4 separate regions of the Homo sapiens genome follow, and all the other regions are linked to region 1. The links are chromatin contacts, found by Hi-C or POLR2A ChIA-PET in ENCODE. All regions are on one chromosome and are shown on one strand. Each heading gives the region's core, a stretch centred on a gene start or an enhancer-like site at or near the end of the contact. The rest is flanking DNA. Distances are from core to core; before and after follow the strand shown. Region 1 holds the start of PRDX1 (peroxiredoxin 1). Region 2 holds the start of LRRC41 (leucine rich repeat containing 41). Region 3 holds the start of RAD54L (RAD54 like). Region 4 holds the start of PIK3R3 (phosphoinositide-3-kinase regulatory subunit 3).

Region 1 (8,000 bases), core at 2,290-4,789:
TAATCCCAGCTACTCGGGAGGCTGAGGCAGGAGAATTGCTTGAACCTGGGCAGTGGAGGTTGTGGTGAGCCGAGATCACGCCATTGCACTCTAGCCTGGGCAACAAGAGCAAAACTCCATCTCAAAAAAAAAAAAAAAAAAAAAAAGTACAAAAATTAGCCAGGCATGGCAGCATGCCCCTACAGTCCCAGCTACTTGGGAGGCTGAGGTAGGAGGACCACCTGAGCCCAGAGAGGTAGAGGCTGCAGTGAGCCATGACTGCGCCACTGCACTCCAGCCTGGGTGACAGAATGAGACCCTGTCTCAAAAATAAAAATAAAGAAAGAAAATAGACGAGGAATACTGAAAAGATAATTGAGCTAGTATGTCCAGACATAATGAAGCATGTGGTTTCTCCAGAAGTGGTTTGGTCCTAGGATATATACCCTGTAATCACTTGATAATCACCACTTCAACATGAAGGTAACAACCTAAATACTTCTTCCTAGGAGACAAAACATTTTACAGTCAAACAACATTGACACAAATCTAACAAGCCACCCCTAGAATATAAAATAACTCCATCTCAATGAGCCCAGTGTTAATTCTCTCACCTTTGTAGTCAGACAGGCTGATATCTTTAAACTGACCATCTGGCATAACAGCTGTGGCTTTGAAGTTGGGGGCAGGGTGCCCAATTTTAGCATTTCCTGAAGACATCTTCCTATCAGCTAGAAATAACAGAAATGAATTAGAAACAAGCCTTAATTTTCTACATAACCAGCAGCCTTCACCTACTTAAAGAGACTTAGCTGTAAACAATCAAGGCATTGTCCAGTGTCCCTGAATACATTAAATGTTGTTTTAGTAAGAAGCTCCAGCCAGCAGTCAAGGGTCACAGTCTGAGCTTTCCAACTTTTGGAACGAAACAAGTCTCTGAATCTCAGCCTTTGTTTTCATTTAAAAACAGCAAGGCAATTTCTTTATATACTGAGATAACCTCTCATTCTTTCTGAACCATAATTAGTGCAGTGGCATCTTATTCATTATACAGAAGCAGAGAGAGAGGCAGATGAAGACTCTCAAACCAGAATCCAAATGCACAATGCCACAAACACTTTTGTTTGGCTCCCCAAAAGTCACGTTGACCTTTCCCATCACTGTGCCTCCACCTGCCTTCATAACATCAGAAGCATATTTGACTTTTCTCCAGGTAGCTTTGTCCAAGACAGCACACAACCTATAACTAATTCAACTTGTTTTATTTGTTTTTGTTTTGTTTTGTTTTTTTGACGGAGTTTCGCTCTTGGGGCCCAGGCTGGAATGCAATGGCATTATCTCGGCTCACTGCAACCTCCACCTCTCAGGTTCAAGGGATTCTCCTGCCTCAGCCTCCATAGTAGCTGGGATTACAGGCGCAGGCCACCACACCCGGCTAATTTTTTTGTACTTCTATTAGAGACGGGATTTCTCCATGTTGGTCAGGCTAGTCTCAAACTCCTCACCTCAGATGATTGCCCAACTCAGTCTCCCAAAATGCTGGGATTACAGGCGTGAGCCACCGCGCCCTTCCAGTCAGTCCAACTTTTAAGAGGCAAGACCACTGGGCGCAGTGTCTCACACCTGTAATCCCAGCACTTTGAGAGGCTCAGGCGGGCGGATCACCGGGTCAGGAGTTCGAGACCAGTCTGGCCAACATGGTGAAACCCCGTCTCTACTAGAAACACAAAAATTAGTCGGGCGTGGTGGTGCATGCCTGTAATCGCAACTACTCAGGAGGCTGAAGCAGGAGAATCACTTGAACCCGGGAGGCAGAGGTTGCAGTAAGCTGAGATCGCGCCACTGCACTCCAGCCTGGGCAACAGAGTGAGACTCTGTCTCCAAAAAAAAAAAAAAAAAAAAGAGGCAAGACCAAGATATTGATTGGCATCTGCTTAATTTCAAATCTTTAGGTATTGTGTAAGCCCTAGAATTCCCTTCACCATTTGTGAAGGTGGGTTCCTGACTTTGGGGCTAATATCCCAGGGCGAAAACAAGTATAAGAATCAATTTACTGCTGAAAAGGAAGGTTGCACTGGATTCACCCAGATCAACACCAAGATTAGTATTGAGATCTTGGCCAAGCGCTGTGGCTCAAGCCTGTAATCCCAGCACTTTGGGAGGCCGAGGCAGGCAGATCACCTGAGGTCAGAAGTTCGAGACCAGCCTGGCCATCATAGTGAAACCCCGTCTCTAACAAAAATACAAAAAATTAGCCGGGGGTGGTGGCACGCGCCTGCAGTCCCAGCTACTCGGGAGGCTGAGGCAGGAGAATGGCGTGAACCCGGGAGGCGGAGGCTGCAGTGAGCCGAGATCCAGCCACTGCACTCCAGCCTGGGCGACAGAGCGAGACTCCGTCTCAAAAAAAAAAAAAAAAAAAAAATACAAAAATTAGCCGGGGCTTGGTGGCACAAGCCTGTAATCCCAGCTACTCCTAAGGCTGAGGCAGAAGAATTGCTTGAATTCGGGAGACAGGGGTTGCAGTAAGCCGAGACCGCGCCACTGCACTCCAGCCTGGCCGACAGAGCGAGACTCTAGCTCAAAAAACAGAGATTTAACCCACTAAGCCGCGGTCTGAAAGCTTTTCCAAGTCCCAAAGTTCTTAGTTCACAATACCACAAGCAAAAGAAATTTTGTAAGCATGGATCTTAGCAAACTTTTAACTGTTTTTTAAAAAGTCCTTAACACCTTTAACGACAAAAAACAAAAACCAAAAACTAAGGCATGCTGCAACTTGGTGCCCCCAAATGGCCTTCTCGTCCAATCCTTCTTTCCCAAGTGGCCCCCAAGTACAAAACCCAACCAATTCGGGGTAAAGGCTGCTGGGATTCAGGCCGCCACCGGGCCCCTTCAGGGGATCTGCCCAGCGTAGAGGGCCACATCCCTAAACCCCACTTCAGGTGCCCCCTGTCCCTCCCCAGCACTGGAGAAAGCACCAGCAGAGAGAGTGCTTCAGCGGGGACATTTGGGCTCATCGCTAACTCCATTCCACGTACAGGAAAATAAAGACGGGGAAAGGGTACCCGAAGCTCCGCAGCTAGTCAAGGCTCAGGACCCGGAACAGCCAAATACATAGAGGCTGTCTTCTACAGCCACGAGTCTGGATACAGGTCCATTCCAGAAGCTTCCCGAACCCACCCCGTCCGGCAGGAGGCTAGTCTCGGAGACCCCCACCACCAGCCCGCCCAGACGCCGCGCCACGTGCTCGAGTTGCCGGGGGAAGACTCGACTCGAGTCCACGCTTGCCTTGGGGTTCAACCAGGTTCCCGCACCTACGTGGGGGGCCCACGAGAGGGGTGTGCGCAGCGCTCAAGCAGTCTCGGACTCCGGGCCTCCCCCGGCTGCCTCACGCATCACAGCACCCCCACCCGAGCGCGGGCGGGCCCCGGACAGGAGGAGGAAGAGGCAACAGGCAAGAAGGGCGCGCCGCGCCTCACTCCGCAGGGGCCGCACTGCCCACACTCACCAGTCCCAACACAAGTCGCAGAAACTAACCACCGACACCAGGCAAGAACAAGACGCGCAAGAGCTCTCCGGGGCGCTGCCTTTATAGCCAGTAGGGATCTCGCGAGAGTCGGAACGGACGGGGGTGCCGGAGGAGGAGAGAGAGGAGGGGGATGTGGCCCGAGCCCCGCCCGGCGCGCCCCGCCGGAATGACTCGGCGCTTTCCCTCGTTGGGGCGGGTGCGGAAAAATACTAATACCCCACCCTGTTGCGGATGGCTGAGGTTGGAGTGAGGCGCCCTTGTGGCCGCTCCCGAACCCGAACGCTTAGGTTAATCCTAGATCTCTGCGGAAAACCAGGATTCTCTTTACTTCCAGGACCACTACGCACTGTGCCCTCAATGCCCAAACTGGAGTAAGCGTCTTAGCTGCTGCCCACGGAGGACCACGTCTAACCACACCAAGCCATGAGAACTGTCTATCCAAATATTTCTTAAGTTCGCAGCCTTAACCCCAGCGCAGATCCTCAGTAACCCTCATGGCTTAGATAGCTTCCTTCATTGTTCTCTTTAATTACAGGGTTGCTGCTTTCTGTTGTAAAGGAAAATAAAATATCAGGACTCCTAAACTTACGCCAGAGGGAAAGTTCATCTTGGGAGGCTGATTCAGTTACACGACCATCCTCTCCCCGGATGAATAATTTGACTTTACAATCTTGAGTCAAAACATTACACATTAGCCAGACCCACACGGTAAGGCAAAAGGCCTCAGACATTTCCTGATGACTACCCCCCACAAACACACATACACAAAATCATAATTAATTATTTGCTCCCCTGGAAACCTTTAAAGTATGTAGCCTCCCATAAAACAAGGACGTGTCAATTGCAACTAGATCTACAATATAAAGTCTAGTTCCTAAAACTAAAGTTTGTTCTATTCCACATTTTTTTGAGACGGAGTCTCACTCACCCTGTCGCCCAGGCTGTAGTGCAGTGGCACGGTGTTGGCTTACTGCAACCTCCACCTCCCGGGCTCAAGCGATTCTCCCGCCTCACCTCCGGAGTGTCTGGGACTACAAGCACGCACCACCACGCCCAGCTAATTTTTTGTATTTTTAGTAGAGACGAGGTTTCATCATGTTGGCTAGGCTGGTCTCCAACGCCTGACCTCAGGTGATCCGCCCGCCTTGGCCTCCCAAAGTGCTAGGAATGTAAGCGCGAGCCACCGCACCTGGCCTCTATTCCACAAATTCCATAAATGTTCACTACTAGATTACCTTTCTACTAGACTACTTTCTACCTTTCTAGTAGTACCTTACTACTAGATTACCCTGAGTCCACCACATAATTGTTTTCTTCCTCCATTCCCTTTTTCTTCAAACATTCACCTTATCTTATGTAAAAATGTAGATTTAGGCCACCTAGGAGGGCGGATCATAAGGTCAGGAGATCGAGACCATCCTGGCCAACATGGTGAAACCCTGTCTCTGCTAAAATACAAAAACTTAGCCGAGTGTGGTGGCGCGCCTGTAGTCCTAGCTACTTGGGAGGCTGAGGCAGGGGAATCGCTTGAACCCGGAGGCAGAGGTTGCAGTGAGCCGAGAGCACCACTGCACTCCAGCCTGGCAACAGAGCAAGACTCCGTCTCAAAAAACAAAACGTAGATTTCCTGAGCATTAGCTAAAGTCTTTGCCTCAATCTTTCCCACCCCCACTTTTCAAGGAAAATGTATAAATACTAAAAACCTCCTGAGAACCTCTTGGGAAGAAACAGCCACAAAAGTGTCTGTGACATGGTTTAGTCAGTTTAGTCACTCATTTCAATTAACACTATCTCTTATCCATCCCTTCCACTGCAGCTGAAGGAAATCTTTCTGAAGTCTGATCATGTCACTGTTATTCGTGGTTTAAAAGCTGGGGAAGAAACAGCCACAAAAGTGTCTGTGACATGGTTTAGTCAGTTTAGTCACTCATTTCAATTAACACTATCTCTTATCCATCCCTTCCACTGCAGCTGAAGGAAATCTTTCTGAAGTCTGATCATGTCACTGTTATTCGTGGTTTAAAAGCTGGGGCTAAAGAAAGAAAGAAAGTAAAATTTAAAAAGAAAAGAAAAATAAAAAATAAAATAAAAGCTGAGGCTCTGTAGTCAATTTACTGAGTTAAAACTCCTCACTGTCAGGGCCGGGCGCGGTGGTTCATGTCTGTAATCCCAGCACTTTGGGAGGCTGAGGAGGGCAGATCACCTGAGGTCAGGAGTTCGAGACCAGCCTAACGTGGAGAAACCCCATCTCTACTAAAAATACAAAATTAGCCACGTGTGGTGGCGCATGTCTGTAATCCCAGCTACTCTGGAGGCTGAGGCAGGTGAATCGCTTGAATCAGGGAGGCAGAGGTTGCAGTGAGCTGAGATAGCGCCATTGCACTCCAGCCTGGGCAACAAGAGCGAAACTCTGTCTCAAAAAAAAACACACACACACAAACACAAAAACTCCTCACTGTAATTTTAGGTGTGAACTTGGGCAAGTCTTAAACTCATTAAACCTTACTTTTCTCAACTGTAAAATGGGAATAATATTAATACTTTATTGTGATTATCTATGTAGTTCAGTACAGTACTTAGTTCTTATTATAAATTAGAAATGTTAGCTGCTATTAGTATAACTCTTCCATCCTTCACACTTATAACACCCAGAACACAGTGTAGTTGTTTCAAGCCTTCAGACTTTTTTTTTTAAGATGGAATTTCGCTTTTCTTGCCCAGGCAGGAGTGCAATGGCACGACTTCTGCTCACTGCACCCTCCACCTCCAGCGTTCAAGCAATTCTCCTGCCTCAGCCTCCCAAGTAGCTGGGATTACAGGCGCCCACCACCACGCCCGGCTAATTTTTTGTATTTTTAGTAGAGACGGGGTTTCAGTATGTCAGCCAGGCTGGTCTCAAACTCCTGACCTCAGTTGATCTACCTGCCTCAGCCTCCCAAAGTGCTGGGATTACAGGAGTGAGCCACTGAGCCCGGCCGCCTTCAGACTTTTGTTTGAACCTGGAAAACTCTTTCCCTGGAGAAAACATGTCTTTCAGCATTACTTTCTCTCCGGCTGTTTCTTACCTTTACTCATTCCCAGGATTTACAATTCCCCTCCTTTGTGTCCAAACAATAGCTTGTATAGCCAAAAAAATCTTTTAAGCAATTTTAGTTTTACATTTCTTCCTCTGCCTGCTAGAGTGACTTTCTGGAGAGTAGGATGTGGGTGACATCTGTCTCTGTGTCCCCAAAGTCACAACAAAGCATCTGATATAAAATAGGAGCTCAGTCAGTGAGCATTCAATCAATAGTATCATGTTTCTGTCTCTGTCCCCAGCTCCCTCACTAACTCCCTTGGCCCTTATAGTGGGATAATGAATGAGGAAGTGCTGTCTCATGCTCATTGAGCATCTCAATTTTTGTTATTTATCATACTACTTTGCATAGACGTGATTTATTTGCTTTTTCCTTCTTTGCCTGAGGCTGAATAGTTAGTTGGCATTATTCCTTTTTTTAATTTTTATGTAACTTTTATTCTTTTTTATCAGGCAGCCACCCGAGCCAGCAGCCAGCGTAGGCTCAGAGAGACTCCCCTTTCTTTCTTGCAGGAGCAAGGGCAGCATGAAAGTTCAGAGCTTAATAATGGATGGTTATTGGCTATGGGCAGGCTAAACCAATACACAGTACATACAGTCATACTTCAGCCCAAAGAAAATTGCCACCTATTGTATTCACCATATGCCAGGCATTGGGCTGGGCACTTGAGTTTATTTTTCTAATTCAAGAACAAGGCCAGGCACGGTGGCTCATGCCTGTAATCCCAGCACTTTGGGAGGCTAAGGCGGGCAGATCACAAGGTCAGGAGTTTGAGACCAGCCTGGCCAACATGGAGAAATCCCATCTCTACTAAAAATACAAAAATTAGCTGGGTTTCGTGGTGTGCACCTGTAGTCCCAGCTACTCAGGGGGCTGAGGCAGGAGAATCTCTTGAACCCAGGAGGCGGAGGTTGCAGTGAGCCGAGATCGCGCCACTGCACTCCAGCCTGAGTGACAGAGTGAGACTCCGTCTAAAAAAAAAGAACAAAAGCCGGGCATGGTGGCTCAAGCCTGTAATCCCAGCACTTTGGGAGGCCAAGGTGGGCAGATCATGAGGTCAGTAGTTCCAGACCAGCCTGACCAACATGGTGAAAACCTGTTTCTACTAAAAATACAAAAATTAGCTGGGCGTGGTGGCAGGCACTTGCAATCCCAGCTACTCAGGAGGCTGCAGCAGGAGAATCACTTGAACCCGGGAGGCAGAGGTTTTAGTGAGCTGAGATCCCGCCACTGCACTCCAACCTGGGCAACAGAGCAAGACTCTGTCTCAAAAAAAAAAAAAAAGAAAAAAGAAAAAAAGAAAAGAAAAAAGAACTAAAAGAGAGTGGAGCACATTTGGCATGTGACTATAGTCCCAGCTACTTGGTAGGCTGAGGTGAGAGGATCACTTGAGCCCTGGAGTTTGAGCCCAGCCTAGG
Region 2 (8,000 bases), core at 1,892-4,391, 780 kb after region 1:
CGGGCTGAATGAAAGTGTTAATTCCCTATGCTTTTACACGAATGTAGTCCACATCACCTTTCATCTGGTCTATTACAACAGCCTAACTGCTCTCCTTCACTTCAGTCTCCATCCAGTCCCTCTTCATCCTGCTCTTGGTGATGACACTACCCTCTTCAAAACCCTTGGAGGTCTCTCTGCTGCATTCATGATAAAGTCCAAACTCCATATCCTGGTATTCAAGGTATAATATACCTTATTTTAAAGTTTCCTCATTGTACCCTTTCCTGCTGCCTCTATACACCCGCTGCCCCAACTCCTTACACAAAGCGATGCTAGTCCACTACCTCCAGGAAGCCTTTCCTGGCTGTTAGCCCACACAGACCTTCCTCTAAAATAGCAATGCTTAGCAGGCCTCTTCCTTGGCTATTCTCCTAAAAGGCCTCACTTGATTCAGCTTTTTCTGGTCTAGGCCCACAGGAGCTCTTCCTCCCCTGTCTCCTCTCAACTTGGCTGGGGGCTCAGCCAGTAATGGGATGGTGGTATGTACAGCAGTGGTAGGGGAGGGAGAAGGGGAAAGGGAGATTCAGTAAACTGTCAATTGTTTTAGGGGGAAGAGGCCACACGGGAAGAAGTTCCTCCAGAGCCTTACCCCTTTTCCCTCCAACCTGCTCCCCTCTAGTTAGCCATCTCTTCTTGCAGCCACAGGAATTCTCATCCCCAGTTACCCACAAACTCCTCTCTTCCTTTCTCCATTCTTCTTAAGCCGGGATTTTCCTTGCTTCTTTCTAGCCTGCACCTTTAATGCTGCTGCTTCCCAACCTGGGCCTCCGCACCCAGTCATCTTCCTTTTTAGCCAGTCTTAGCATCCCAGAAGCTCCAGGCGGAAAAGCCAGACCCTCTCTGCCTTCTTCCCCATGCCCTAGGACTTTTCTGAGCTCCCTGCTCAGCTCTACGGAGCCTTTCCTCCTGTTCCCCATGGGTCGGCCTGCCCCTTGTCTTCTCAGCCGCTGGCTGGCCTGGGGCCTCCACTGTCCCCTCCGCACACCGGCCGACTTCTAAAAGCCTCTTCCACCACCACTATGCAGGACACTCAGGCCTCATGGTACTGGGCTCCACTCCCACAGCCAAGGGCCTCCCCGACCACCCTCCAGCTTATCCCGGAGCTTCAGTCCCCCCAAACTCCAGGGCCTTTTCCCCACACCCCCTCCTCATGGCATAACTCAAACTCCGCGCCCTGCAACCTCGAGTCCTCAAAGTCCTCACTCCTGTCCTGACCAGGGCCTTCCTCCTGCAAAGACGCCACGGCCACCCGCAAGGCCTCCTGGTGGAACCTCCCCCGCGCCGCTTCCAGGCCCGGGGCCTGCTCTCCTGCCCCCCTCCCCAGCAGGCCTCGGCCGGGCCTGCCACCTCTTCGCCCAACTCCAACCCCGGCCTCCCGACCCCACCCTCACAGAGCCAGCAGCCTCTCAGGCCCGAGGCCTCCCCTGTCCCCAGCGCGGCTAGGCCTGCTTGGCAGAGCCTCACTTTCCCCTCTTTCACTTGCCCCACGTCGGACCCAAGTTTCCCTCGTCAGCGGCCAGGCCGCGGCCAGCGGTCCCCAACCCACAGCCCCGCCTCCCAGCCCAACTGGCCGGTTCGCCCTCCCCGGCCGTTCATCCCGGCGCCCCAGGCCGCCCTCCATCCAGGCCCGGCCCTTTGGTCCCGGCCGCCTTCAGGCCTGGGGCCCCCGTTCACTCCCATTCAGCCCAAGGCCTCTTGGCGGCGCCGCGCCCCCTGCCACGGCAGCCCGGCAGTCCGGGATCCCCGGGCCGTCGCCCCGCTTGGGGCCTCCTTGGCCCTTCCCGCCTGTCCGTCATTCGAGCCTCCCTCGCTTGTTTAAGCCGCTCCGGGCCCCCCTCCACTCGCTCTCCGGTCCCTCCTCGCCGCTCGAGCCGATCCGAGTGGCCTCCGGCGCTCCCTGTCCTGCGGGTCGCACGGTCGCTCGGTCGCTTAGTCAGTTTGGCACCCGAGACCCCGGTTGTCGGTTCGCTCCCGTCAGCCCTGGGCCGTCAGACAGGCCGCGGCGCCCCGACCCTTTCGTTCGGCCTCTCCCCCTGCCCCATTCCCTCGCTCTCCAATCTGCTGTCCTCCCCTCCGCCCATCGGCTTGGCCTCCGGAATCTCGACCCCCGTGGCGTGTCAGGCAGATGCTGGAGCCCCGGGGCCATCAGTCAGGTTCGGTGGCCCCGGGCCTGGCCTGGCCTTGCCTTAGGCCGGGCCTCCTAACCTCGGCCCCTGCCCTAGGGCAGCCGGGCCATCGCTGCCCACCGGTTCGACATCCGAGACTCTCCTGCCCGGCCCAGCCGAGTGTCAGTTCGCGCGGCCCACAGCCGCAATCCAGCCTCAGTCGCCCGGGCCCAGCCTGCTTCGCTCCAGACCGGGCCTCCTGGCCTCGCCCCCCGCGCCCCCGAGCCAGGCCGCGGTGCGGGTCAGCCTGCCCATTTAGGTCTCCGTCTTTACTCTGTCCAGCCCTGTCAGTCACAAAATTCATTCTCCGATCCTACGAGCTGGCTTTCAGCGCCCCAGGCTGGGCCTTGCCCCGGGCCTCCCGGCCTCGCCCCCCGCGCCCCCCGGCCGCTGGGCCGCCCCTTGCTCTTAGCCAGAGGTAGCCCCTCACCCCGCGACTTACCCCACACCCCGCTCTCCAGAACCCCCATATGGGCGCTCACCGCCCGCCCGCACAGCTCGAACAGGGCGGGGGGAGCGTTGGGGCCCGAGGCCGAGCTCTTCGCTGGCGCCGCCTCCCGGGACGTGGCCTCCATGGTCGTTGCCGCCGCTACCTCACAGAACCAGCAACTCCGGGCGCGCCAGGCCTCGGGCGCCGCCATCTTGGGGAGGTGCGCGAGCCCGAGAGTGTCGCCCGCGGACCGCCATCTTGAAAAGGTCAGCAGTTAGGACGGCTCCATAAGCGATATGGGGAAGAATGTGAATTATTCTAAAGAAATTTCGAAGAAATTAGCACACTTTCCAAGTCTCTTAGGAGCTACTATTTTAGATAAACTCCTAGATCAATTATACTTGGGTGTGGTATGACTAAGGGGATGTTTCTTAGCAAAGCCTCCTCGGGTGCAAACATCAGCTACCCCTAACCTCTGCCTGCGGCTGGTAGTACATGCCAATCTGAGCATGTGTTCGCGACCACGATGAGTGTGCCGCACTTCCGGCCAGATCGCCGGATTTCCGCTGAGTGACCCTTACAAGTCCTTCTTGATCCTGAACTGGGTTAGGTGCCGCTGTTGCTGCTCGTGTTGAATCTAGAACCGTAGCCAGACATGGGACTGGAGGACGAGCAAAAGATGCTTACCGAATCCGGAGATCCTGAGGAGGTAAGGCAAGGCGATCCACTCGGCCCTCTTCTCTGCCCTGAAGCCCAGGACCTAGCCCGCCAAAACACGCACGGGGCCCTCTTAGCCCCCAGTTTACCCTCTAGGGTTTGCATAGTCGGGAGCTCTAGTTCCCTCGACCTTTCCCCAGAATTCGTCCGGTGACTTTGGACAGATAGATGACTAGTTTTTCTCTGGGCCTCGGCTTCTGCATTCTGTGAATGTAGTGAAGGTTTGAGAGCGAAAATGTTTTGTGGACTAAAGTCTTGTAAAAATATGACCTATGTTTGCAGTCAGTCAGATGTTCTGAAGCCCGCGTTTCACAGATTTGGGGAGCAAACAGACCGCCTTGCCCCAGCTCAGGTTAGGAATCCCTACCACATCTTCTATGGAGGTTCGGAAGACCTGGCCTTGTGTTCCTTTTCTTTGAGGAAGGTGTGTGTCTTTGGGGACAATGAAAGAATGTACGATGTGATTCTGTGATGGAAGAGGGAGCTCTTTCCCAGAGAAAGAGTGCTGCTATAATTATTGACTGCTTGCTATTCCAAGTGCTTTATATGCACTAATTAATTTTTTTTTTTTTTTTGAGATGGAATCTCGCTCTGTCGCCCAGGCTGGAGTGCAGTGGCGTGGTCTCGGCTCGCTGCAACCTCCGCCTCCTGGGTTCAAGCGATTCTCCTGCCTCAGCCTCCCAGGTAGCTGGGACTACAGGTGTCCGCCACCACGCCTGGCTAATTTTTGTGTTTTTAGTAGCGACGGGGGTTTCACTCTGTTGGCCAGGCTGATCTCGAACTCCTGACCTAGTGATCCGCCCACCCCGGCCTCCCAAAGTCCTGGGATTACAGGCGTGAGCCACCGCGCCCGGCCCTAATTCATTTCATCTACACACTATTCCTATGAAGTAAGTGTTGGGTACTATTAGTGCCATTTTTACAGATGAGGAAACAAGCATAGAGGTTAAATATCTTTTCTAAGGTCATGCAGCTACCAAATTGGTGCAGCCAGGAATTGCGGCCAAGCAGCGCGGTTCTAGAACCAGGACTCTTATCAATTTTGCGACACAGCTACTAGTTGTTTCTAATCTCATTTCCTGTCCGTCTGTTCTCTGGTCACTTGGGGGCAGCCATTCTGGGCTGTGGGTTCAGAATAATTGGAGACTTATTTATCCCTTAATTTTTCTAGTCTTATTATTTCTAAAAAGAAATAGAACCTGAGGCCGGGCGCAGTGGCTCACGCCTGTAATCCCAACACTTTAGGAGGACGGCCGAGGCAGACAGGTAGCATGAGTCCAGGAGTTGGACCAGCCTGGGCAACGTGGCGAAACCCCGTCTCTACAAAAAATATAAAAATTAGCCGGGCATGGTGGTGAACGCCTGTGGTCTCAACTGCTCGGGAGTTTGAGCCCAGGAAGTCCAGGCTGCAGTGAGCCGTGATCGTGTCACTGCACTCCAGCCGAGGCAACCCGAGTGAGACCCTGTCTCAAAAAAAAAAAAAAAAAAAAAAACTAAAGAAAGAAATGGAGCCTGCCTCAGAAAGGTCAGCAAGATCCACCGCTGCAATAGATGAGAAAAAGCAAGTAATTAAGCAGTCAGTTTTAAACTAGGGTATTCTGGCCGGGCGCGGTGGCTCATGCCTGTAATCCCAGCACTTTGGGAGGCCGAGGCGGGTGGATCGGGAGGCCGAGGCGGGTGGATCGGGAGGCCGAGGCGGGTGGATCAGGAGGTCAGGAGATCCAAACCATCCTGGCTAACATGGTGAAACCCCTTCTCTACTGAAAATACAAAAAATTAGCCGGGCGTGGCGGCGGGCGCCTGTAGTCCCAGCTACTCGAGAGGCTGAGGCAGAATGGCGTCAACCCGAGAGGCGAAGCTTGCAGTGAGCCAAGGTCGCGCCACTGCACTCCAGCCTGGGCGACAGAGCGAGACTCCGTCTCAAAATAAATAAATAAATAAATAAAATAAAATAAACTATGGTATTCTATGAGGAACCCATAATTTTTTTTTTTTGAGACGGAATCTTGCTCTGTCTCCCAGGCTGGAGTGCAGTGGCGTGATCCGGCTCACTGCAACCTCCGCTCCCGGGTTCAAGCGATTCTCTTTTGCCTCAGCCTCCTGAGTAGCTGAAATTACAGGCGCACGCCACCTAATTTTTGTATTTTTAGTAGAGACAGGGTTTCACCGTGTTAGCCAGGATGGTCTGGATCTGACCTCCTGATCCGCCCTCCTCGGCCTCCCAAAGTGCTGGGATTACAGGCCTGAGCCACCGCGCCCGGCTGAGGAACGCAAAATTATTGAGGATTAAATCTTTTTATCTGGTGTGATCTTGGTTTTTCTCAGTGACTGGAAATTTTACATGTAGCAATCCATATTCAAACATATTTGGATTTATTTTTTCAAAACCTGCCATGTTATTTTTGACACAAAATTATCAGTGACACAGAATTACCAGTGTTGTAGCATTGCTAATAGGGAAATGATATAAGGGTCTTGTATCTACGGTCCTAATTTCTGTTTTCTAACTCGGGCAGAATGTAATTTTAGTTTTTTTGGGAAAACTTTTTCAGTTTTTTTTTTTTTTTTTTTGTGACGGAGTCTCGCTCTTGCCTGGCTGGAGTACAGTGGCGCGATCTCACTGCAACCTCTGCCTCCTGGGTTCAGGCAATGCTCCTGCCTCAGTCTCCCGAGTAGCTGGGACTACAGGCGTGTGCCATCACGCCCAGCTAATTTTTGTAATTTTAGTAGAGATGGGGTTTCACCATGTTGGCCAGGATGGTCTCAATCTCTTGACCTCGTGATCCTCCTGCCTTGGCCTCCCAAAGTGCTGGGATTACAGACATGAGCCACTGCACCCGGCTTTCAGTATGTTTTTTAAAAGAGCAGCATTAAGAAACCTTGTTAATGAAAAACTAGAATTTACATCCTAAATAGCATCTTCATATTTAGAAGAAACCTTTGCCAATTGTGAGAATAAATAGCCTGGATTCCAAATTGAACCTTTCCTACCCCTCACTCCCAGCTTGTATGAGCTTTGGTGGCTTCACTGAATGGCATGGTAGAGGATGAAACATGTATTAGGACTTTTTTTGGAGACGGGGTCTCACTCTTGTCACCCAGACTGGGGTGCAGTGGTACAGTCATAGCTCACTGCAGCCTCAAACCCCTGGGCTCAAGGGATCCTCCCACCTCGGCCTTCTGAGTAGCCATGACCACAGACGTGCGCCACCATGCCCGGCTAATTTATTTATTTTTGAGACGGAGTCTCTCTGTCGCCCAGGCTGGAGTGCAGGGGTAGGATCTTGGCTCCTGCAACCTCTGCCTCCTGGTTTCAGGTGATTCTCCTGCCTCAGCCTCCTGAGTAGCTGGGATTTCAGGCGCGTGCCACCATGCCCAGGTAATTTTTGTATTTTTAGTAGAGACGGGGTTTCACCATGGTGGCCGGGCTGATTGAGAACTCCTGACCTCAGGTGATCTGGCCACCTCAGCCTCCCAAAGTGCTGGGATTACAGGTGTGAACCACTATGCCCAGCCTGTTTTTAATTTTTTTAGAGATGGGGTCTTGTCATGTTGCCCAGGCTGGTCTCAAGCAGTCCTCTCACCTGGCCCTGTATTGGAGTTCTGAAAACATGATTCCTGAGCTAGTTCTTTTTATTTCCCTAGATACCTTTTCTTTCCTTGCCCCCAAATGTGGGTATCTGCATGCACAGGCAGGCAAACACCTTATTTCTGAGGTCAGATTTTACTATATCCCAAATTTAGGCCTAAACTGTTGCTCCCATGGGCAGTTTTTTACACTACTATCCTTGAAGAAGAAGGAAACTAAGTTTGAGGTTGTGCATTTGAATCAGAAGTGAATAGGTGGGGTCTGTTCTGTATTTCCAAGCTCATGAGTGGAGTTGTGCACTTTTATTTGATATACTTAGTCTACTAGGGGTTCTGGGAGTTCAGCAAGCCAAAAAGCAGTGACTAACCATCCTTAGTTAAGCTCTGACCAAACAAGGGTTTTTAGGTTTAGCAGTTTTCATATTCCTAATTCAAGTTCACAGTCTAGAAAAAAATGGGTTTTCCTCCTAACTTGGTTTGGGATGTAAGGACTAAATTTTGCTATTTGTAGCAATACTGGGACAAATACTTTAGATTATGTAGGCCCCATGTGAACATCTGGCAGCTTGAATCTGTATCAGAAAATGTCTAATTACTGTTTATTATCTCTAAACTGGGATTACCTCCTTAAGGGACTGTTGTGATTAATTAAATCATAAGAGATATGAAGGTGCTTTATAAACTGGAGAGTATTAAGCACACTTAGGTTCTTGTTAATGAAAGTGAGATGGTGTCTCTGTCTTGAAATATACCTGGGATTCGTTTTAACCAAGTATGGTAAGGTGACAGACCTGGAGACAACCGCCTTTGAAAGAAGAGTTTATTATTACTTAAATTTCCTGAAAGAGAGGGATATGCCACACAAAAAAATGCAGAGCTATATGGGGAAGTGTCTGAGCTCGTCAGGAGGCAGAAGGTATGAGGGGAAGGAAGCATGGCTCAGCACCTTGGTTTCTATGGGAAGGAATTGGTGGGCAGCGTAGGTACACTTGCTCAAATTTAGGATTGGATAGTTTGAATAATTTCGTTGGGCTCTAGCTTATAGGGCTGGTTCCTAG
Region 3 (8,000 bases), core at 1,821-4,320, 730 kb after region 1:
TCCCAGGTTGGGCATGGTGGCTAATTCCTATAATCCCAGCACTTCGGGAGGCTGAGGCAGAAAGATTAGCTCAGGAGTTTGAAACCATCCTGGGCAACATAGTGAGACCCCCAACTCTACAAATAATTCACAAAATTAGTCGGGAATGGTGGCACATGCCTATGGTTCCAGCTACTTGAGAGGCTGAGGTGGGAGACTGAGCCTGGGAGGTCAAGGCTGCAGTGAGCTGTGATAGTGCCACTGAACTCCAGGCTGGACAACACAGTGAGACTCTGTCTCAAAAATTTTTTCTTATGCCCTTTGCAGAATTTTTCTCTGAAGAACAGCTTTTGTTCTGGCAGGCAGCTAATTTGGCTAGATTTTTAATTCCAAATCAATCATCTCCAGCAGAGGGCAGAAGCCAAAATCTTCACCCAGTTCTACCTTCTAGCTGCTGCTTTTTTTTTTTTTTCTTTTTTTGCTGGGTTTCTTGTTACCCCTACACATGTATACGTAAGCAGTCAACCAAGGAATTGGGAGGACTTGTCTTACCCAAATGTTGGGGCTCACCCCCTCTGCAATACTCTCCTTTTTAGGATTTCTCCTGTAACTTTTTGGTTGCTCTGCCTGCCTCAAACTCTGTTCCCTGACCTGCCTCAAACTCTGTTTCCTGACACCTCAAGGTAGTAAAGCTGTGTCTTCCCACCAGAGTTCCCACACAGGTAGTAACTCTGTGTCACCCAAGAGTTCCTTGCAGATTGGGGAATGCCCTAAGTAAGAGGCCACAGCTTTTCTAATCTCACCAGTTGCAGTTGTTCTTTAAGGGTAGGTAGACTTCCTTCTGGAGCCTGCTTAAATTTGGCCACTGTCCAGTGCCCTGGAATAATTGGTTTTTCAAAATATTTTTTTCCCTAGAGTTTGTAATTGTTATTTGTGGGAGGGTTAATCTGACTACATTTATTTGCTATTACTGGAAACTAGAACCAGAAATATTTATTTATTATTTTTGAAATGGAGTCTCGCTCTGTCGTTCCGGCTGGAGTGCAGTGGTGCGATCTCGGCTCACTGCAACCTCCCCTCCTGAGTTCAAGCGACTCTCCTGCCTCAGCCTCATGAGTAGCTGGGATTACAGGCGCCTGCCACCACGCCCGTCTAATTTTTGTGCTTTTAGTAGAGACGGGGTTTCACCATGTTGGCCAGGCTGTTCTCGAACTCCTGACCTAAAGTGATCCGCTGGCCACAGCCTCCCAACCGATTAATACTTAATTAAAACGATATTTCTCTCCAGAATTCTTTTTTTTTTTTTTTGGGACGGAGTCTCGCTCTATCGCCCAGGCTGGAGTGCAGTGGCACGATCTTAGCTCACTGCAAGCTCCGCCTCCCGGGTTCACGCCATTCTCCTGCCTCAGCCTCCCGAGTAGCTGGGACTACAGGCGCCCGCCAACGCTCCCGGCTAATTTTTTGTATTTTTAGTAGAGACGGGGTTTCACGTGTTAGCCAGGATGGTCTCGATCTCCTGACCTTGTGATCCGCCCGTCTCGGCCTCCCAAAGTGCTGGGATTACAGGCGTAAGCCACCGCGCCCGGCCCAGAATTCTTTGTTTTGAGATAGGGTCTTGCTCTGTCGTCCAGGTTGGAGTGCAGTGGCGCGATCTTGGCTCACTGCAGCTTGACCTTCCAGGCTCAAGCGATGCTTCCAAGCTCAGCGTCTGCAATAGCTAGGACTACAGCTGTGCACCACCATGCCTGGCTAATTTTTTTGTAGATATGGGGTTTCTCCGTGTTGCCCAGGCTGATCTGGAAGTCCTGGGCTCAAGCAATCCTCCTGCCTCGGCCTCCCAAAGTGCTGGAATTACAGGTGTGAGCCACCATGCCTGACCTCAGAATTCTTGATAACCCTGTGAGGATGGCTTAAGCTATACTCAGGTGTGTGACCTTGTACAAGTTACTAGCCTATCTAGGCCTGTTTCCTCACTTACAAAATGGGGACAAAAATAAACCTACCTCATAGTCATGAGCATTACATGAACTGTTATATCTTAGAAGCTCAGAAATGCCTGGTGGTAAATGCTATAAATACACCCTTATCATTATTAGTGAGTACCTAGGTTGTGCATGCCACTGTTGGGTGCTTTACGCACATTAATTTACTTGTCAGAATAGCCATGGGGGGGAGGTACTATTATAATGCCACTTTAGATATGAAGAAACTGACGTTTTGAGAGATTGGATGATTAAATCTCTGACTCCAAACACAACGCTTCCTCCAACGCGGTTTGGCCTTGGAGAGGAAGGCAGCTTCTTTCAAGACACCCCTGAGCGAGAAAGTCGCGTCATCCGGGGGCTCCCATTGCCCGAGCCCGCCACGTGGCAGTCTGGGCCGAATGCCTCTCCCCACTTTCTGGGTGGGCGAGGCCTGACTCCAACCCCGGCCCTCCGCTCTAGACCTGGTACCACTGTAGATTCAATCCAAACTCCCAGAAATGTGCCGCCTTTCATAATCCCCAGCTGTCCACTACAGGTGGTAACTCCCCTGCTGCTCAATGTGGCGTAAATCTTCCCTTCCATAGCTGCGGGACCACAGCTCACCGACCTGGGACAAACACCCGAGACGGGCCGAATTCCAGCTCGCAGGTAGTAATTCCGCCCCTCCCCTCCCCGCTCCGTCGCGTCCAGTCCAGCTCTTCTAGCCCTGCCCCGCTCCTCTAGCCCAACCGCTCCCCACTGTTGGCCCCGCCCCTCCCCGCCCCGTCCAGCTCTTCTCGCCCCGCCCCGCTCTTCTCGCCCAACTGCTCCTCGCTGTTGGCCCCGCCCCTCCCCCGCCACCCCCGCCCCCGCCCCGCCCCTCTCTTCTCGCCCAACCGCCCACCTCTGTTGGCCCCGCCCTCCCATCTAAGTCACGCCTCCTAGTAGGTCAATTTAGCTTCTCCAGCTCCAGAGCCCAGACTCCTCATTGGGCGCAGCACTATTCCCGCCTCTTCCTTGGGTCGCGAGCGCCGAACTCATCGAACGCAGCCAATGGGTGATACGACGGCAGCGCGGCGGGAGGTTCGATTGACCCGGTCTTGGCGGGTCGGTGAGTCTTGGCGGCTGTTAACGCGCGCTTTGGGAACAGGAAGGTTGAGAGAGAGGTGCTGGGGTCTGCGTCTATCTCTGTCGCTCTTTTCAGCCCCTCCTGGTATTCCCCTCCTAACCTGGGTTTTTTACACGCCCGCGTGGCTTCCTGCTCGACCTCCCTGAGTCTGATCCTGGTTTCCACCTCCAGCCCTGGGAAATTTCCTTTCTCCAGACTCGCCCTCCCCACCCGGGCCTCGGACTTTCACCCCAGCTTCTCTCTCCTGGCCAGTGATTACCCACCCCCAATCCCACCCCGCCCCGCCGCGCAACTACCTCCTCCCTTCACCCGGACTGGGACCATCATCCCCACTCCACTCCGCCCAGTCTGGGACTCCACCTGCCTCCTCCCCAATCCCACACTAATCTCTGCTTGGTCTCTTCCTCTTTGGCCTAATCTCTCGTCTCGGCTTATTGGGGACGGCCACTCTCACAGTTTGGTTCCAAACACCAGTTCCTGGATGGATTCCCGCCATCCATGCCCCCTCTTTAATTAGCCGGTCCTCTCAATAATGTAGCAGCCCCCTCTACAGATTAGACCCTGGTCCTACACTCTTAGCCGCTGCCTGCTTTTGACCTTTGGCTCATGGGTACTTGACGTTTTAAACTCCTAGGCCCAGGATGGTAAGTGTGGGCCTAGGGGAGACTGGGAATAGCCCTGGGTCAGGGTCTAGTAGGCCTAGGCTGCAGGATCCTTGCAGGCACTGTTTCTGTTCTCCCTTTACAGAGGAGGAGCTTGGCTCCCAGCCAGCTGGCCAAGAGAAAACCTGAAGGCAGGTCCTGTGATGATGAAGACTGGCAACCTGGCCTAGTGGTGAGCACTCAAGGGGACAGGGAAGGTGGGTAGAGCTGTTTGGACAGAAAAGAAGCCAGGATTTGGTTTCTAGGGTTACATAGCCAATTCCAGATGCCTCTTTTGTATGTTCAATAAACTTTTAGTGAGTACTTACTATGTGCCAGGCATTGAACAAGATTAGTAAAATCTTTATCCTCAGGGTAGTCACTAGAAGCTAATATAGCCTCAGTTTTCCTGGTGGGAAAAGATAAGCAAAAGAGCCAGTTGGATTGGACCTTTTGACTCTGCTTGGAAAAAAGGGCTACACAACAGCAATTAGCAGCTGGCTCTTTTGCTCTTTGTCCCCTGCCCAGTGTCACAGAACAGTAGAGTGTTCTGGGCCTACCTTGGAGTCCTGGGCTCACTTGGGCCTAGATCTGACAGGTTGTGTCCTTCCAGTCCTTGCTCATACTCAAGTACAGTATATTCTACTTTAGGTTGGGCCCTGGGCTCTGCTTCCTGTTTTGGAGGCTTGTTGGGGCTGGCTGTGGGCAGGACCTATGTAAACCAAAATAAATAGGACAGTGCAGCATGGACTTCAGAGAATAAGAGCAGTTCAAGAAGTGGGGGCTTGGCCACTGGAACTTTGAAGGAAGGGATCAGCTACGCAAGGACTAGAAGGCACTTTTTGGCAGGAGCAGTGTGTGAATAAGGTGTGGGGTAGGGGTGCTGGTGTTTGTTTCAGGTGTGTCTTACAGGATCACTGAGGCTTCAAATATCCTGGCAAGCTGGTACAAGTGTGTTCTTGCCTAATGGCTTGATGGGGCTTGCTCAATAGTTGTACCGTGGTGTGCAAGGGGCTTCTCTACCTGTGAAGGAGGCACATTGGCTGACCCTTGCCATGTACATGGGTCTCAGACTTGAACTTGGGGCAGCATTCTCTGCATCTGGGTCTGCTGTCAGTTGCTGGTTGCTTCTGAAGATGCTTTTAGTGCCAGTGTCCTCACAGCCATGGGTGGCCTGAGTGGGGAGTGGCCTCAGTGGCCTGGGAGTTGAAGGCAGCTGTATTCTTGCCTCTTGGAAACTCAGCGAAATGTTTGGTTGCTCCATCATTCCATGGAGCTTTTGGAGTGAAGCTTTGGGCCACCAGGACTCCATGCTGTTGGTAGACTTGCTCTTCAGAGGCCCATTTTATTTACCTCTTCCATTGCCCCGCTCAGTTTAGGCAGGTTATTTAATCTCATTAAGCTCTAGTTTTCTCACCTCTTAAATAAGGATAATAACTCTACATAATAGAGTTGCTATGAAGATGATACACTATGACATGTGTGAAGAATTTAGCACAGTGCCTGGCACTTAATAAGCACTTCAAGTGTTAGTTGCCATTATGGTGATTTCTGTGGTCTTCTAGACTTCACCTTTCCCAATTCTCTCTCCTAGACTCCTAGGAAACGGAAATCCAGCAGTGAGACCCAGATCCAGGAGTGTTTCCTGTCTCCTTTTCGGAAACCTTTGAGTCAGCTAACCAATCAACCACCTTGTCTGGACAGCAGTCAGCATGTAAGCCAGAACTGCAACCTGCATGTGTATGTCTGTGCCCAGTCACTCAGCCTAGGTAGACTCCTGTCCCTGTACACTCCCTCAGTGCTTTCTAGAGTGGCCAGAAGACACACATCTGTAGGGGCTTTGGACCTGCCCACAGCTGCTGGGGCCTGCTTAGAGAGGTGTGCCTGACTTGTGCCTGGTTTATAGTAGCTACATGGGCACCAGATATCAGATGGTTCAGATTCCTGAGGAAAGGAGGGTAAAGGAACTAGGATCCTCATGTCAGCTCAGACTCTGACTCTGTATATGACTTTAAGGTGTACCAGAGTCATGTATTTCCTCTAGTAAAGTCAAACTTAATCACCACCATGGCAGGTTCTGTGCATTGCCTCATGTAATTCTCACGTTTTAAGATGAGAAAACAGTCTCAGAAGGGTTAAGTAATTTGCTCAGAGTGGGTGGAGCAGATCTGTCTATCTCCAAAGCTTTTCCACTAAGCTTTATGAGGAATGTTTTGAAGGAAAAGTAGGAATACATAATGGAGATTAGTCATTTGTGCATTCAGCAAACATTTAAAAACGGTTTTGTGGCCGGGTCGGGTGGTTCACGCCTGTAATCACAGCACTTTGGAAGGCTGAGATGGGTGGATCAACTGAGGTTAGGAGTTTGAGACCAGCCTGGCCAACATGGTGAAACCCCGTCTCTACTAAAAATACAAAAATTAACTGGGCATGGTGTCATACCCCTGTAGTCCCAGCTACTCAAGTGAGGCATGAGAATCACTTGAACCCGGGAGGCCGAGGTTGCAGTGAGTCAAGATCACGCCACTGCACTCCAGCCTGGGCAAGAGTGAGACTCGGTCTCAAAAAAAAAAAACAAAAAACAAAAAACAAAACAAAACAACTAAATGAAAACAGTTTTGGGCCAGGCGCAGTGGCTCACGCCTGTAATCCCAACACTTTGGGAGGCCGAGGTGGATGGATCACCTGAGGTCAGGAGTTCAAGACCAGCCTGGCCAACATGGTGAAATCCCGTCTCTATTAAAAATACAGAGAAAATTAGCCAGGCATGGTGGTGCATGCCTGTAATCCCAGCTACTTGGGAGGCTGAGGCAGGAGAATCACTTGAACCCGGGAGGCAGCGGTTGCAGTGAGCCGAGATCATGCCATTGCACTCCAGCCTGGGCGACAAGAGTGAAAATCCGTCCCCAAAACAACAACAAAAAAACAACAGTTTTGTGTAATACTTGATAAATATAGATATATTACATAAGTTATAAAACACAAACACCCGTGAACCCATCATCCAGGACTAGAACATTGTCAAACCCATAATCCCTTTTCCCATCCCCAGAGGTAATCACTATCTTGAATTTTATCCATCATCTTTTGCTTTTATGATAGTTTTAGCATACATATAAAAATCACTAATACAGCCTTGGCAACAGAGTGAGACCACCTCAAAAAAAAAATCACTAATACATTGTTTAATTGGTTCTTTGAACTTTAAAAAATGGTGTTGGGTGGGCATGTTGGTTCATGCCTGTAATCCCAGCATTCTGGGAGGCCAAGGTAGGCGGATAGCTTGAGCTCAGGAGTTTGAGACCAACCCAGGCAACATGGTGAAACCCCATCTCTACCAAAAATACAAAAAAAATTAGCTGGGCATGGTGGCGTGTGCCTGTTGTCCCAGCTACTTGGGAGGCTGACATGGGAGGATCACTTGAGCTTAGGAGGTGGAGGTTGCAGTGAGCTGAGATTGGCACCATTGCACTCCAGCCTGGGTGACAGAGCGAGACCCCGTCTCAAAAGAAAGAAAATGGTGTTAAAATGGTGTGTAATCCTCTGGGACTGTTTCATTCAGGATTTGTTCAAAGTTGTCCTGTGTAACTACATGGCATAAGTGCAGTTGTGGGAGTGCACAACAGGAGACCTATGGGTCTGGAGATTGGGGAAGACCTGCCTCTGAGAGATGTGCTGTTAAGTCCTGAAAGATATGAGGGGTTAGACAGGTGAAGGGAGTGGAAAACATTCTAATAGAAGGAACAGCTTATTGGAAAGACTGGCAGCAATAGAGGCAGGTACTGAAAAGAGAGTGTGGGGAGTTGGGGGATGGTGGTGAGAGATGAGAGTTGGAGAGCTGTGCAGTGGCTAAGAGTGGAAGGCCTTTCAGAAGCCATGCTAGGAGAGTCTGGACTAAGGTCACTGAAGAGCTTTAGAAGTGTTTTAAGTGGGGGTAGGAGGTAACAGCAGTATAGAATATTTGTTGGATGGGGAGAGACTGGAGGTAGGGAAACTAGTGAGAAAGCTATTGCAGGTGGCCAAGCAAGAGAGGATTATGGCCTGGACATGGGTTTTAGGGGAATGGGGAATGGGAAGAAGTGGGTGGATTTTGAGAGATACTTAAAAATTACAAGTGGAAAAACTTGGGATTGATTACATGTGGGGAGAGGGAAAATTGAGGATGAAGTTGGGATTTTAGGCTTTGGCAAGGTAGATGGATGGTGGTGTCATTTGCTGAGATAGGGAACACAGAAGAAGAATGGCATTTGGTGGGAGGGAGATGGCAGGCACTGTAATCAGGAGGCC
Region 4 (8,000 bases), core at 1,615-4,114, 610 kb after region 1:
CAATGTTTCAGCATACTCAAGTGTGCTTCGTTTTCAAAAAGCTGTTAGGAATAACTAACCATATTCTACATTAAAGCTACAAAAGGGGTAATAAAGAACAGCATATGTATTTTTCAGTATTCTCAATAGAATCTCAGTATGCACAATTTCATTCAAGGATGAACATTTTAAACTCAAATGTTTATTTCCATGGAAAATAAAGTTTGGATCAGAATTTTCTATACAACCTTATAAGACCCACGTCTCCATATAGTTATAACAGTCAACTTTTCTTAAAATTATTTTTGGACAACTCAACTCAACTTGACCAGTATTTTTCTACTAGGCTAATATATTTCAACCATAAGTGCATTCTTCATTTTCTCCCCTCCTCCCTACTCACCTCCCACCCAACAAATTCCCTTTGTATGTCTGCAAGGCAAGGTACTATATAATGCAGTATAATTCTAAGGCAGTTTGAATATATAATTCTTATAACAGGAATCTAGAATTATTAACCTTACTTTTTACAATAAAAGTACCAGTGATGTACTAAATTTCTATTCATATGTATGACAAATGTATCTAACATGCTTTACCGTTAGGGGGAAACAAAGGGGGAAAGACACAATAGATGGGTGGCAAATCTTACAAACTTTACAAAACACTGAAAAGCTGCATCTGGATTGCAGTCACAATTATAAAAGCAAATAAAGCTCTGAAATAAAGGAAAAGAAAAAAATTCTAAGTGATCATCAAGAGTGAAAAAGGTTTATTCAATACTAGTTTTTAGTACAGCACCATTTAACACTGACTAATTGAAAAAAAAAACAGGATAATTCACCGTTTGCAAGGACACAGGAAACAATTTCTACATACCTTCTATAAGACAGTTACACTTCTTCACACTTGCATGGCTCAAATCCTTTCAAACGTTTCCAAAAATACAGTCTTATAATAAACGAGGTTCCCCAATGACACACATTTTATTCTGTAGACTTAGCCATAACACGTTTTAAAATACATAAAGAATTCATCCTCGACAGAAACAAGGAGTCACAAAGGCTCTCTACTTATTCAGAATCATTACATAAAACACCATCTGTAACTGCAAACAGGGTTTGAGAAAATCTGACAGCTAATAATCATAAAATGGGGTAGACTTTAAAGGAAAAAAAAGCCAACTTTTCCATTTTGCTTTCCTTTTCCTTTCCTACCAGATACACAAAATGTCTGTAATAGCGTCAGACAGAGCTTTAAAATAAAAATATAGTGCTATATATGTATACTTTACATTACGTGTATAGGAACACATATGTATATATCACACGTTCACAGGAAACAGAAAGGTTCCCTCGTTTTTGTTTTTGCTTTTTCTTTATTCTAGGAATTGAAGTTACATTAAACCCTATCCCATAAATTAAGTTAAATCATCATTAAATTAAAGAGTAATAAAATATTGCACGTAGATTTCTCTGAGCGACTATCTTCTGAGAAGGAAAACCTCAGACTAAGACCATGGCTGAATACGAACGCCCAATCCCTAAAAAAAATCACTAACCGGCATTTGTTTCTGCAAGAGAAAAAGGGAGTCTTACAATGAATAATCACATAACTCAGTTTCAGAAGTTAACCGGGGTAAAACACAACGAACCAAATTAGACAAATGTATGAAAGGACAAGCTTTCAAGAATTCGCCCAAAGTGAAAGACTGGTTTTAACCCCGGGATATAAAACATCCTTTGCAGGTAGAAGAGTCTTTAATTGAAAAAGAAAAAAATAAAATAAAGTGGCGGGCACAAGAAAAACCTGAACGACACGCAAAGGCAAAGTAAAAAATAATGATAATTTTAAAAAGGGGTCTCTCCTCCCACCCCCACTTCCAGCCCCCACCCCCACCTTCGCAGGACAATAGGATCAGGGTCCTAACTGCAAACTTTAAACGTGTAAACCAGAAGCAGTTTTACCGCAGCTGTAACTGCAAATCTCCTCATCCCGAACCTAGCGCACCCAGGAATACTTCTGCCCTGAAAACATCAGCAAGCTCTTGGTAAATACAAATCAGACCCATCACGAGATTCTTTTTTTTTTTCTCCCAAGTACCTGGAGGATCCATTTCAATATAAAATATCAGTTCTGTCGAATAGGGCATCATCACCTCCCTCCAGTCTGCGTCATCGCGGTCCATACTCCACACCGTATTGTACATCGCGCTGTCAGGGGCAGGTCGCCAGGAGATATATAGAAGGCATATATTTTTTATCTGGTATTTAAAAATCTAAAAATATATATCTGCAAAAGTTCCACACGGAAATGTACTTCGGGTTTTCCAACGGCCAGTACCAGTCCGGCCAAACTACCCGAACAGGGTCCTCCCCCTCTCTCCTACAGAACACAACAAAATGCCCCCGAACTTTCAAGCTATGGGCTTTTCTCCTCAGAGGATTACACAGAGGCTTGGGGGACGGAGAGCAGAGGTGTTAAAAAGCGGCTTCCCAAAAATCCTTTCTACACAGTCGCTCTCCGGGGAGAAAAGCTCCCACCGCCTCCAAATCTTTCCGCGGAAGCCACTTTTGTGTCCTTCGAAGGAGGGAGAATGAAGAGGAAAAAAAAGAACACGTTGGGAGAAACCCGGGCAAGTGACAAAGGAAGGCAAAAAAGGGGGCTGGAGATTGCGTTCAAGTTTCGGGGTCCCACTGGTCTGCAGAGAGCGAATCCCCCAGAGGCCGGGACTCGGGCTCCTCTCCGGTCGGTCTCGGAACCGAAGCTGCCGCAGCCTCGGGAATGGGGCCGGCCGGAGAAGTCCAGTCAGCTCGGCTTGTCTGGGCGCTCCCGCCGGGGTGTAAGAACCAACCCGACCGCACCAACTGCCCTCAAGCTCTGCCCGGACTCCAGCCACTAGAGTTTCATTTTAACGGCGCGGAGGGGACACCCTCCCCGCCCCATGCTGCCCACCCGCTGAGGCGCCACCCAACCGCGCCGGGAGGGGGGACAGCAGGCATCACCACCGCCCCTTCCACGCCGTCCCGCCTCGATGTACCGGGATTCTGTCAAGTGCCTGAGAACATGTTCAAAAAGCTGCTCTCCATCTCGACTTTCACGTCTCCCCACCGCTCTCTAGGCTTCGGCTCCCCAATCAGCCATCCGCGCTCTCCCCCAGCCTCAATCAGAATGGTACGATCCGGGCGCTGGCCGCACTCCAGGAGTCAGTGCCGGGAGCACGCGAGCCAGGCGAGGAGGGAGTGGGGCGAGGGAAGAGAGGCAAGGTGGGTGGTGATTGGCTGAGGCCGGTTGCCGGAGCCTGGAGCCTGCGTCTTTTGTCTGCCTTGCTCCTGCGAAGGAGCGGGAGACGGCTGCGCGCCCCAAGCGGGCCAATCAGGAGACAGCCGGCGCCGGCCGGTAAGGCGGCGATTGGTCAGAGCCCAGTTACTAAGCGGGACAAAGGCAGAAGGGGAAAAGAAAAGAGGAGGAAAAAAAAGAAAGAAAGAAAGGAAGAAAACGCAAACGGCGGTTACTGACAGGCTGGGCGAGCGCTCGGGGGCTCAAACTGCCTGGAGACAGGCGGGGCTCCTGCTGAGGCTTGGTCCGCCCGGACGAGTAAGGAGAGGAGCCAGGGAGGACCTGCTGGCGTGAGACGCCTCTGCCCGGTGATTGGCCGCGGGGGAAGGGAGCGGACACAGAGGGGGCACGTTCTGTCACTTGGCGGGGTGCGCGCTCTTCTGGTCCTTAGGAGGTCTCTGGGGAGACTCCTTTCCTACAGACCTCTTCACCTTGCTGGGACAGCCCTCTCCGCACCCTTGACAAGTTGTCAAAGCAATGGTCCCCAAACCCACTTGCCACCTTACCACTCAGGGAGAGGATGTGCCCGTGGCCCCTGCAACCTTCCTGGCTGCTACCTGACCCCACTCCCTGCTTCTCCCCTTGAGCAATTGGACATTTCTGAGGGAGGCATTTCGCAGTTCCTCTGTGCTTCCCACCCAAAGACTTTTGAACCCAGAGGTAACTCCCCACGCCTAAAATAGTGAGAGGTCTCAGCAAGCCCTCCTGCTCGAGTGCTCAAACCAATTAAAAAAAAAAAAAGTCTTGGAATTACAGTGCATGTGTAATTTCTAAGATAAGTCACAGGTGTTGGAATCTCTCACCAAAAGGGCTCTATTCTGTTTCCCTGACAGACCCTCTTCCTCACATACTCATTCCCACCCCCAAAGCTTAAATCTGGGAGATTGGCTTCACTATGAAAATGCTGAATATTTCCATGCATTTCAGAAACAGCTAATTAACTTGCTGGGGAACACTGAATAGCTAAAAGCAGATTTGTGTCTCCTGAAGATTGTGCCTGGAATTGCCATCCTGTATACCCTACAATACAGTCTGAGGAGGCCAAAAACTGCTCCATTTCCTCTTTACACAGGAGTAACAAAGCCCATTGTGTTTGAGTTGACAGCCTGATTTAAGCCCTAGCAAAACCTCCTACCTTGAGCATGTCTGCTATATTGATTCGCCTATGGAAGAGTTGCCACGTTTCACCCTCTACCTCCTAAGGTGGTTCTGCCTTCCTTAAAGATGCCCTGAGTTGAGACAGTTCCTGAGGGCAGACAGTCAAAATGTATATGGACTGGGTATAGAGTAACTGGTTTAAAAGGGCCAGAAAGTATGGATGGACATGGTTGAGCTAAGAAAAGACACCAGGATTCTTATATGCTTTCTTATTATTTCTGAAATCCAAATATGATTTCAACTTTGGGGCAGGACTCATTAATTATAATTTCCTGAACCATTCCTTACAGGTAGAAGATACTGGAAGATCAACTCTAATTTGTGGCTGCCTTCCCAGCAGTCTCTACTTCAGCATATCTGGGAGCCAGAAGCACTCAAGTTTGATAACTCAAAAGACAGAACAATCAGTCAAGGGTGGGTTGGTTTATTTTTGTTCACGGGTGTTCATGTGCATTCCCAAACAAAATGAGGGTGAAGAGAGAGGAAGTGTGGAAAAGATAATGGCTTTCAGATTTCCACAGCACCTTTTGCCTGGACCACTTTTCAGCATTTAGTGGTGGGGTTTCAGTTTCTAATACACAGAGCAATCACCCAGGCTTTTCCCACAGCTAAGGCTTTGAGAGATGAAGTGACGTCCAAGCACAGTATATAATCAAGTGGTCAAGGCTGACACATGGAGTAAAGCTGTGATTCAGTCTTTCCACCTAAAATTGTATGACCCAACTCTCCAACTTAAATAGACCTTTGAATATATCTCCAGAGAATAAGTGATGCAAGAGGCAATGATGAATCAAGGGGAAGCAAACTTTCTTAGTCCTTGAGCTTAAACCAGTGCCCTGCCATGGGGGAAAGCACCTGTGAGATGATTCTGGTCTTTCTTTCAGTTGAGAAATAGAAGTGAGGTTGTGATTGCTTGTCACCAAACTGCCCCAGGCTCTTTGGCAAAGGTAAAAAATGTTAGCTCGGGTGTCCTGGACCACTTCCAAGTTGGAGAATTATATTTGACCTGGGTGTGGATTAAATTCAGCTCTAAGCACTCAAGCTCCTGGGTCACAACCTGCTACTTTGGGAGCTGCTTGTTTTCCTTTGCCCTCTCCCTTTCTTTTTTTAATTTAAAGTAGTCTTAGGTAAATCATGAAATCTGCTTTCATTTATATATCTATGAAATAGATTTATGCAAGCTGCTTAGTTTATAGTGAAACACTTAGAATGAAAAAATATGCCACTTAAGTATTTAGGATTAATAGTACTTTTCTGTAACTCCAAATGGCTAGGATGCCCTTCACTTTTCACCCTGGTATGGTTTTTTTCTGCAACTGTTCAAATATGCTTCATTTCTTCCTCTTTATTTCAGAGATGGATGAAATATTTCTTCTGTGCTCTGAATATAGGGTATGATCTCAGAGCTCTCTGTGCCAGCAGAATCAGTCTGGAACTCAGCCAGAAGTTCTTCGTGATTAAAGGTGCCATCTGAGCGCACAATATTTTTTTAAAAGCCTTGCAAAATGGGGCCGGGCACGGTGGCTCATGCCTGTAATCCCAGCACTTTGGGAGGCTGAGGTGGGCAGATCACGAGGTCGGGAGTTTGAGACCAGCCTGGCCCACGTGGTGAAACTCCGTCTATACTAAAAATAAAAAAATTAGCTGGGCATGTTGGCAAGCGCTTGTAATCCCAGCTACTCGGGAGGCTGAGGCAGGAGAATCATTTGAATGCAGGAGGCAGAGGTTGCAGTGAGCCGACATCACGCCATTGCACTCCAGCCTGGACAACAGGGCGAGACTCAGTCTCAAAAAAAAAAAAAAAAAAAGCCTTGCAAAATGGAAATATACTTTTTTTTTTTTTTTTTGATCACTAGCATTAGCACCAGAACTGACTTTAGACTTTGGGTAGGGATTCTACCAGCCTCAATACCTTCTTTTTCTTCTCTCACCATTTTCCCTTGACCACTTGTCTTGTGATAAGGCCCAGTCCATGCAATTAAATAAACTCATTTAACAAATATGACTCCCAGAAAGCCCTACAAATTATCAGTTGCAGATTTTTAGGGCCTCCCCAGACACTTGACTTGTAAGTAGAAGATATATCAAGTTTTGATGGAAAAGTTTGCCTTCACAATGTACAAAGAACCATGTTAGTGGATCTTCTGGAAAGACATCTCACCTGAAAATCAATAGTCATCTCTTGAGACAGCAGTGTCTAAAATCGTGATTTTCCATTTTTTCCAAATGGTATTCCTTGTATTTGGCATTTGCAATTTTTTACCTTTCCTCATCTTTCTTAGCACTTGAATACCCATGATAGAGTTAATCATTTAACCCAAGGCACTGAGAAATTATGACATTATATGAATGAGTAGACTTCATTAAAGTGGCATTCCCCTAGATGCTGCTGAATTCCAGGGCTTAGGGGACAATGTTTGAGGCCTCACTTATACACCTCAGCATGTGATGTAGATCTGCTCTGCCTCACTCTTCCCACTTTGGGTCCTCATTTAGGTTTAGGGGTAACAAAAGAAGCAAATCTCTCTAGCTTGACATCTTCCTCACTTTTGATGTCTGCCCTTGTAGTAACACAGGGGCCAACTGGATAATATGTATGCCATTGCTGCAAACTTCCCCTCCAACAAGGCAACAGATTTCAGCTCAGCTCTCACCAGGGGAGAGAGCACAAATTAGATCCAAATGGCAGGAACAATAGTCCAGGCTGTTTCAGGAGGACAGGGCACAAACAGGGCAGGCAGCTGGTGAAGCTCTGTTACCTCATTTAATCTCCATAACCCTGGGGTGGAAGGCTGTATTTTTATTCTCATTTTACAGATGAGGAAATTGAGACCCAGAGCAATGAGGGGATTTGTTCAAAGTCATGCAGTCACTAGTAGCAGAGTCAGGATTAGAGCCCCATGTCCTGACTACCAGTTCATTGCCTTTCCCGCTGCACCACACAGCCTTCCTCTCCCATTCACTCACTTAGCAAATGTTTGTTGGTGCTTCCAAACACTGAAGATACAAAAGTGAATAAGACTGAGTCCCTAACATTGAGTCCAGAATTCATAGAGGAGGGACCAACAAAGGAATAAATAATTAAAGACACAATAAGCGCTATAATCAAGAATTTGACAAAGTGTGTTGGGGGAGCCCCAAAAACAGTGCTGATCTCTAACCATGTGCAGGTGAGTAGAAGCTTCCTGGAAGAGGTGACATTTGGCTGCCCCAGACTTGCATGCACCTGCTTTAAATGTGTGGTCCTTTACTTCTCAGTTTTCGCAATTCACAATTAACTCTAAGCCTGAAAAAGTTTCGTCGAAAGCTGATTCCATTAGAAAGTGGCAAACTCCTACTTCTCTGCATCTGATCTTATACATTGTGCTCACACAGACCCCTGTGCTGGCCTCTGCACAGCCCTTGGCACACCATGTTCAAAGTGTTTGCTTCCAGTTCTCTCTCCTATCACTCTTTAGAGTTCCTCATGTTGGACAACAGTGGTTCCTCATGGTCCTTTAACCATCAATGCCCAGCCCAAGGCC

What was found. Hi-C counts contacts between places; a loop is a spot of excess contacts on that map. ChIA-PET counts read pairs that join two places held with the same protein, here RNA polymerase II (POLR2A). Pooled maps may share reads with other maps.
Region 2: a loop to region 1 is called in a pooled map, with 6 times the contacts of the local background. The contact joins the promoter of LRRC41 here to the promoter of PRDX1 in region 1. A Hi-C loop is called at or near these places in 1 of 37 single-sample maps with no recorded cell type and 7 of 50 pooled maps. POLR2A ChIA-PET finds 5 or more read pairs at or near these places in 2 of 52 experiments (A673 and H1).
Region 3: a pooled map shows a loop between it and region 1 (5-fold over the local background). The contact joins the promoter of RAD54L here to the promoter of PRDX1 in region 1. A Hi-C loop is called at or near these places in 8 of 50 pooled maps. POLR2A ChIA-PET finds 5 or more read pairs at or near these places in 6 of 52 experiments (A673, AG04450, HCT116 and 3 more).
Region 4: a loop to region 1 is called in a pooled map, with 10 times the contacts of the local background. The contact joins the promoter of PIK3R3 here to the promoter of PRDX1 in region 1. A Hi-C loop is called at or near these places in 1 of 37 single-sample maps with no recorded cell type and 10 of 50 pooled maps. POLR2A ChIA-PET finds 5 or more read pairs at or near these places in 4 of 52 experiments (HEK293, HEK293T, WTC11 and 1 more).

What each region holds. Positions count from the first base shown.
Region 1 is chr1:45,518,345-45,526,344 of GRCh38, forward strand. It overlaps PRDX1 (peroxiredoxin 1), which reads right to left and starts at 3,540. Exons shown (of 6, transcript NM_181697.3): 1 at 3,485-3,540; 2 at 594-710. The coding sequence starts at 699. RefSeq lists a silencer at 2,734-2,896 and an enhancer at 3,939-4,018.
Region 2 is chr1:46,300,475-46,308,474 of GRCh38, forward strand. It overlaps LRRC41 (leucine rich repeat containing 41), which reads right to left and starts at 3,142. Exons shown (of 10, transcript NM_006369.5): 1 at 2,650-3,142. The coding sequence starts at 2,848. It overlaps UQCRH (ubiquinol-cytochrome c reductase hinge protein), which reads left to right and starts at 3,224. Exons shown (of 4, transcript NM_006004.4): 1 at 3,224-3,346. The coding sequence starts at 3,293. RefSeq lists enhancers at 482-1,064, 1,065-1,647, 2,678-3,077, 2,813-3,396, 3,397-3,978 and 1 more and silencers at 1,348-1,897, 1,928-1,997, 2,348-2,497, 2,528-2,577, 2,628-2,687.
Region 3 is chr1:46,244,693-46,252,692 of GRCh38, forward strand. It overlaps RAD54L (RAD54 like), which reads left to right and starts at 3,071. Exons shown (of 18, transcript NM_003579.4): 1 at 3,071-3,716; 2 at 3,820-3,906; 3 at 5,308-5,427. The coding sequence starts at 3,714. RefSeq lists a silencer at 2,632-2,891.
Region 4 is chr1:46,129,765-46,137,764 of GRCh38, forward strand. PIK3R3 (phosphoinositide-3-kinase regulatory subunit 3) reads right to left here and starts at 2,865. Exons shown (of 10, transcript NM_003629.4): 1 at 2,083-2,865. The coding sequence starts at 2,188. All of the region lies in intron 1 of P3R3URF-PIK3R3 (P3R3URF-PIK3R3 readthrough), which reads right to left. LOC101929626 (a long non-coding RNA gene) reads left to right here and starts at 3,607. Exons shown (of 3, transcript NR_125987.1): 1 at 3,607-3,626; 2 at 4,767-4,890. RefSeq lists enhancers at 2,128-2,177, 3,418-3,647.